Regions from separate parts of the Mus musculus genome. Here all the other regions are linked to region 3. Evidence: chromatin loops called from intact Hi-C (ENCODE). Cell type or tissue: heart. All regions are shown on one strand.

Region 1 (2,500 bases), 62 kb after region 3:
CTCTGGAACACATGTAGGAGGGAGGAAGGGAGCCAATCTGCAGAGTCCTCTGTGATCTCCACACACACATGCCATAGCATGAGAGCTCCCTACATCAACACACACACACACACACTCTCCACACACACATGCCATAGCATGAGAGCTCCCTACATCAACACACACACACACACACACACACACACACACACACACACACACGCATGCACACACGTGCAAGAACGCACACATTCACGTACATACGCGTGCATGCACTTGCATCCTGAAAATGTTTTAAGGTCCTTAGGTTGTCCTAAGTGTGACGTTTTTTTGGTTGCTTGCAGAGATGAGCCTCAAAATGGCGGAACTGTGTGACTCGCCAAGAGAACAAGACAGTGAGTCACGGGTAGGTGTGTCTCCTACCTCTCTCTTTGCATTGGTGTTCCTGTTTCCTTTGGTTGGTTCCTTTTCAGCTGCCAGATAAGCCAATAAGGGGTAGAGCCTTTTGGAAACTCTGGAGAGAAAAACAGAAAAAACAAACAAAACAAAACAAAACAAACAAAACAAAACAAAACAAAAAAACCAAACAAACCTACAAAAGAACCAGTTAAGATAGCCTCTCCAGTTTTCTTTGTGTTACATTATCACTGTTTTGTTTGTCGTTTGAGACAGTGTCTCCTATAGCTCAGATTGGCTTTGAACTCATTATGTAGCTGAGGCTAACCCTGAACTCCTGATTCCCCTGCCTTTACTTCCCAAGTGCTAGGATTATAGGCATAGGCCTATAATAATTACGGTCACACTGGGCCATAATTGTATTATAAGGTCAAGGGCAGAGGTAAGGGGTTATTGAAGGGGAGAGACTGTGTGTGGCTTCCCCCCTCTAGAGCAGCGGTGTTAGCTAAAAATAGCACATGGGGGATGGAGTGGAAGCTTCAGGACTTTCTCTGGCAGGTTTTCTCTTTTAGCCAGACACCACACAGAGTTTTCTCCTTTGTGTTAGGCAACAAATAGGATCTCAGCATGTCTTAGGTGTTGTCTCCACGAAGCACATAGAGAGATTTCCTTCCTGGACATAGCTTCCGTTTATAACCTTCAGTAGCTCACCAAATATGGCTCAGCCATGAGGCTCCATGTGGCAGGAGGCTCAGGAAATCCTCAGCACTATGAATAGGGTCTGTACTAGGGAGGGCTCCTGAGCAGATCCTCAGGCCTGTGTTGGTCAGGAAGTCAAAGATCATGGACTCCATGGGCTGCTCTGAAGCATAGTGGTTTTCTACAGGGTCACCCTCTCCAAACAGAGGATGCCATGTCACTAACTTAGTAGCTGTTAGCATTACAGCATCTGAATACATTAATACAAGTTGGAAACGTAGGATAATAACAAATACTGAATATTCTTTGTGCTTAATAAAGTACTACATGTCATAGAAAACATATTGAAAGGCAAAGGACTTTTACAGTATGAAGGGACACTCAAATGTGTTACAAAATATATGAAGATACTAGGAGATTAGGTGAGCTGCCCAGATTCCCATGGTTTCAAGCCATAGAAGCTGGCATTTGTCTTCTAGCCTGGGGTCCTTTTCTTCAGGAGACAGAAGAGGCTTCCACCCAAATGCTAAAAATATCAGCCCGAAGAAAATAACCACAACGTTATTTTATGTATACTACATATTTTATGTATACCACACTATTGCTGTCTTCAGACACACCAGAAAAGGGCAATGATTCCATTACAGATGGTTGTGAGCCACCATGTGGTTGCTGGGAATTGAACTCAGGACCCCTGGAAAAGCAATCAGTGCTTTTAACTGCTGAGCCATCTCTCCAGCCCCTGTCATCTGGTTTTTACTGTCAGGATTTGGTAAACACAACTTGACGAGCTCCTTGCTCTCCACCACCATGGAGTTCCTTTGCATTGGGTTAAGGCATCAGCAATAACCACCCAGAGACTGCACTGTATCCTGTGTGAAGGGCAGGTCCTCAACTGTTAGCCAAGAAACACAGATGAGCTGAGAAGGCCACCAAAAGATTCCCAAGGTGATAGAGAGACATCCTAAGACATGACCCTTGAGTGAACTGAGAGTCATAAAACTCTAGTCTCCACGATGGCACAGATGGCATCTGCCCTGAAGCTCATCTGTATGGTCAGGGACACTGATAGGCCGTGATGACAGCCATGATGTACACAGAGGGTATTCAGCAGGTCCAGGCCTACTGACCATGCAGCTCATGAGGAGCCAAGCAATGGAAGGAGCCTATGCTTGCCTGAGGGGCTGAGCAGCAATCCAGCTTCTTCCTGAGCACTTGGACATAGCCAGTGTCTGAGCTGCAGCATCAACCCCTGGATTGGGCTTGTGTTTTCCAGACTTCAGACAAAGTTTACCAAATGAAGAACAAACCTCGGGGATACTGTCTGATCATCAACAATCATGATTTCAGCAAGGCCCGGGAAGACATAACCCAACTCCGAAAAATGAAGGACAGAAAAGGAACAGACTGTGATAAAGGTATGGTG
Region 2 (2,500 bases), 130 kb after region 3:
AGATTTCTGAGTTCAAGGCCAGCCTGGTCTACAGAGTGAGTTCCAGGGCAGCCAGGGCTAAACAGAGAAACCCTGTCTCAAAAAACCAGAGAGAGAGAGAGAGAGAGAGAGAGAGAGAGAGAGAGAGAGAGAGAGAGAGAGAGAGAGAGACTCAATTGCCTTTCTGCTCTCTGGCATCAACAAGAACTTCAACCAGAGAAGGAATCTGACTAGATTTACATGTAAGATAAACCATGGTGACCAAGCCATGGTACGAGACAGAGAATCCATGTAGAAATATCTTAGAGGCCTGATGAGCCTTAGATGTGGGCCAGCAGTGGCGATGACCAGAAGACAACACAGGCTGGGACGTGAGAGGGAGGGAAGGAGAGGCATTCAACTCCTGAGTCTCCAACTCCAGTGGCTGAACTGCTGTTAGTGCAGCTCACTGGTTGGACTATGTTGGGGATGAACAGATTTGAGAAGAGACTGTCCATTCTGTTTTGGACATTCGGAGGCCCCAAGGGGACACCTGACTGGTGATGTCTACTGGAGAATTTATTAGAAGTCCCATAAGTTCAAAGAAGACTCTAAAACCAGATTTAGTGATTGATTGAGGGAGTGGGTGAACATGTAGGGGACAGTGACATGTAAGACAACCTGGAGGCAGTGTGGTCAGTGAGTGAGAGGACTCAGCCCCAGGCCTGCTAACTGGCTTCTCTTATGCCATTAACACGAGGACAATAGATAGTGAAGGAAACTCCAGATGCTCGCTCACCTCAGGCATCGATCAACCTGTTAGCACCACTTCAGTTGTGGTGATCAGATAGAGGCAGGCTCTGTCACCCACTGAGCTACATGCCCAGCACTAATGCCATATTGAGATATCGGTACCTTCTACCCCAAACACCCACACCCCAATATACTCCAGCCTCAACACAGTTACACTTTTGTCAGCTACAAAACAACAGACGGGGCAGAAATTGAAGACTTTCAAAGGGAAGTAGTAGTCATGGTGTCTTTCCTCAAGGCATGGAGGGAACAAGGGCTTAGCATTCTAGTAGGTCCGCCCTTGCTATCAGTCTCGGTTTGTGTGATGTTGCTGCCCTCCTGAGGTAGCAAATGCTATGAGCCTTGAGCAGCCAGGAGCTTTGCATTTAAAGTGTGACTGTATTTGCTGACTGTGTGAATGGACCCAAGAGGAAGAGTGTTCTCTTCAAAGGAGTGCAAAGATCTCCAGGGCACTCAGCTGCCATTGGCTGCTTTTTGACTTTTGAGTTCTGACTTTAGGATGCTGTGCTAACCCTCTTGGACTCTCAGCTGCACCCGAAAGTTCCAACCAAGGAGCTGCAGAAGTGTGAAAGCTCATGCTCCTGTGATCACACCCAGAGGGACCACAGTTGGAGTTTCACTCCTCCATCTTCCCCACCTCACTCCCGACACAGCACAGGGAGGTTTTGGACAGACAGTCCCACATCGGTCTCCCAAATGCTGGGCTCACAGGCATCACCACAACTGGCACTTCCCTTCTTAAGAGGAAGGCTGACAGAGTTTGTGCTTAGAGGGTTTGTGCTTTGTGTTGGCAGCAGGCAGGTCGGTGACAGAGACCACTAGGGCACGCAGGAGGGACTGGCAGTGCAGAGGAAGGGGAGCTGTGCAGATGCAAGTGTCCCACGACTTTTCTCTTTCTGCTTTCTTCTTTTAATACTTTAATTTCTAATTGCACTTGCTAAAATTTATGGCCTATTATCAATAATGTCTGCACGTGATGTGACTATTTTGTTCCTTAATAATTTAGTGATTTCAGTGAAGTAAAAAAATTAAGTTTTGTGAAATAATATTTGAGTTTATGTATTTTGCACTAACACCACATTCTTTGTCACACTTTGTGTGCTGAAAATTTTTTTTTTAGCTATTGCTGGTGACACCTCTTGCCAGCCTGTTTTGAGAGTTTTTTAAATTTGAAACTGTTGTGGCATTCGGTCCTTCATATAAAACAATGAGGAAACACAATACGATGCTAGGATGCTAGCAGATATCAAACAATACAGTGAAGACAGAAGCCAAGGTGATGCTCAAAGCCTCCAATCTTTTTTGGGGGGTTTTTGAATGCATGGAATGTTGACTCATACTTGTTAAAGAAAACACAAAGATACTGAGACTGTTACCAACATCTTATGTCAAAAAGTAGAGTTTTAGCCCAGCATGGAGGTGCATGCCTTTATTTCCAGCCCTCAGGAGGCAGGAGTAGGTGGATCTCTGAGAATTCAAGGCCAATATAGTATACAAAGCAAGTTTCAAGTCAGTCAGGCCAGAAACCCTGTCTCAAAAAACACACACACTCGCTCTCTCTCTCTCCGCGCGCGCGCGCGCACACACACACACACACACACACACACACACACACACACAATATAGTTTCATCAAAATATAGTTTCATTCTTTGTTTTTTTTTTTTTTTTTTTTTTTTTTAAGCATACTCTCAATTTTCCAATTTTGCCAATGAAGACTCAGAAGCCAC
Region 3 (2,500 bases):
AAAAATGAAGTTTAAAGCCAGCGCTAGCATAAATACCTGTTGCTCATTGTGCCCGATGCGATCTTCTTGTTCTTCCCTTCTTGTGGAGCTCCACATAAGACAGCGGTCCCTCAGTTTTACCCTGCCGTTTTCAGGTCCGTGTTCGTGGTGCCAATCTGTAACTATAAGCTGCCTGCAGCTTACATGAACCGGGTACTCCTGAAAGGCAGGCTGGGGCTGAAAGATGGTGAGAAAAGAATGAGGCCAAGACAAATTTTTCTCTGATCAAGGCCCCAAAGTTTACTAAGAGTCTGTGCTTATAAAGAGGGGAGGCCCACCCCCCCCACCCCCCACCCCCCATTGGTGCCTGGAGCCAGCCTGTAGGTGATGTGCAGGATTGGATGTGTTTCTGGAATGTCTCAAGGGTCTCTCAGCAGGTAGCAGAGTCTCCAGGAAAAGCAGTGGTAGTTGACATAACAATATAGCCATCTAAATTGGAAGGCTACACCCCAGGTGATCTCATATTCAGTGGCAGTAAAGTCTGAATCAGCCTGCTTCAAGGCTGAGGGAGGCTACAACCTTGACATCTGGTTGAAGTTAAATGCCAGCAAAGAAGCAAGAATCCTAGGACAAATAATAACTATTTAAGGTCCCCTTCCCATCCCACCTGTAAGTCTATAATTTTCTGGGACTTTCACTAGAAACCCAGTTATAGAAAAAGACATGGCTTAGTGGTTAAACTCACTGACTGCTCTTCCAGAGGTCCTGAGTTCAATTCCCAGCAACCACACGGTGGCTCACAACCATCTGTAATAGGATCCGATGCCTTCTTCTGGTGTGTCTGAAGACAGCTACATTGTACTCACATAAAATAAATAAATAAATCTTTAAAAGAAAAGAAAAGAAAAAGGCAAGTACTAAATTGTAGTTCCTGGTTTAGCCTTTTGAGACTTTACTTCTACCCGGGGCATTTCTGAAGAAATGCTGTGCAGGCAAGAGGACTTAAGTTCAAATTCCCTAGCACCCATATAAAAGCGGGGCGTGGCCGTGTGTGCCTGTAACCTCAGAGTTACACAGATGAGACGGTCGGCTCACGGGAGCTTCATGGCAAGCCCGCCTGGCTGAAATGGTGAGAATCATTTAAATCATTAAATGGTGAGTCCCCATTCAATGAGGGACTCCACCTCACATCTTCCTCTGCATGAACACCTACCTGCATATTACTACTTCATTTCGGTTCTGGGCTGTGAATTACTTACAAGTGTGTTATTTAGTTTGCAAATAGTTAGAAGATTGTTCTCTACATTTTCCTGCTGTAGCAAATTCCTGACCACTGACACCCAATCATATCTTTGGCAGAATCAAGAACCACACCGGTGGTTTTTGTGAATTTCATGTCATCTGTGGCAAATTCCTAGTAATTCCACCAGAGGGCAGCAAAGAAACATGAACAGGAGATGTCCGAGTCTAAAAGCGGCGGCGGTGGGGTGGGGGTGGGGTGGGGTGGGGACTGGAAAGGGGGTTGGGTTGAAATTGAAAGGAGAAGTTGATGCAAAACTCTACACAGTTTTTATCTTACAGTGTATTTTATACTTTTTGTTTTGTTTGTTTTACAAGACTGGGTTTCTCTGTAGCTCTGGCCATCCTGGAACCTGCTCTGTGACCAGGATGGTTTGTAGCAGGATGAACTTGAGGTCCACAGGCCTCTCCTTCCCCAGTGCTGGGGTAAAGGTGCGCACCCTCATTGCCTGGCTATTTTATACTCTTTTATCTACTGGTTTTTACACAAACACAGGGCACTGTCTATGCAATGGTAAAGTGACGGCTGTTGAATTATGTAGCCTTATGAGGGCATTTAAACCAATTTTTGGTCATTTTATCTTTAATATATGAGTATTTTGTTTACACAAATCTAGGTACACCACATGCATGCCTGGTTCCAGAAAGAGGTCAAAAGAGGGCATTGGGTTCCCTGGAACTGCAGATACAGAAGGTTGTAAGCCACCATGTGGGTGCTGGGAACCAAACCCAGGTCTTCTGCGATAGAAACAGTGCCCTAAACTGCTGAGCCATATCCTTAGTCCCAAAACATTTTTCAAATTGCATTGATTATTTATTTACTTGAGTTTGTGTTTGAGTAAGTGTGTGGGGGCGGGGGGCATGTCTGGCGTGTGTGTGTGTGTGTGTGTGTGTGTGTGTGTGTGTGTGTGTGGTGTCAGAAGACAATTATCAGGTACTGCTTCTGTTCTCCCAGCACGCAGGTCCCTTGGGTCAAACCAGGCCATTGGGCAGCAGGCATGGCAGCTAAATCACCTCCCTGGTCTGGCTTTTGGCATTCTAAGATGACTTCTGGTGAATATCCAATACATTTGTAATCAGAAAAATATTTGAGAGGGGCATGTTCATCAATTTATTATAAAAGATGTTTATATATGTAAATAACATCCTTTATAACAAAGGAAGGGAAGAGAAGGTTGGGGTGCAGGAGGCAGTGTGCAGAGCTTCCATGTCCACTTGGCAT

Evidence for each region. A loop is a pair of places that touch in the nucleus more often than their neighbours do. Peaks named below come from ENCODE experiments on the same cell type or tissue, not always from the same donor. Only the 100,000 strongest peaks of a DNase experiment are listed, where the experiment ranks them.
Region 1: a loop joins it to region 3, with 2.4 times the contacts of the local background. A loop is called at or near these places in 4 of 42 quality-filtered maps.
Region 2: it touches region 3 in a loop (9-fold over the local background); 35 of 42 quality-filtered maps call a loop at or near these places.

Annotation. Positions count from the first base shown.
Region 1 is chr1:58,831,283-58,833,782 of GRCm38, forward strand. It overlaps Casp8 (caspase 8), which reads left to right. Exons shown (of 9, transcript NM_009812.2): 6 at 324-385; 7 at 2,351-2,492. Among named protein-coding and RNA genes, the nearest start is that of Casp8, 37 kb to the left of the region's middle. In heart, no CTCF peak of the experiment used is centred here; no DNase peak of the experiment used is centred here; H3K27ac peaks cover 841 bases.
Region 2 is chr1:58,896,681-58,899,180 of GRCm38, forward strand. Gm28802 reads right to left here and starts at 18. Exons shown (of 14, transcript XM_030243918.1): 1 at 1-18. In heart, a CTCF peak has its summit at 1,076 (motif pointing left); no DNase peak of the experiment used is centred here.
Region 3 is chr1:58,768,848-58,771,347 of GRCm38, forward strand. Gm39646 (a long non-coding RNA gene) reads right to left here. Exons shown (of 3, transcript XR_865448.1): 2 at 37-216. Among named protein-coding and RNA genes, the nearest start is that of Gm39646, 22 kb to the right of the region's middle. In heart, a CTCF peak has its summit at 1,372 (motif pointing right); a DNase peak (open chromatin) is centred at 1,404.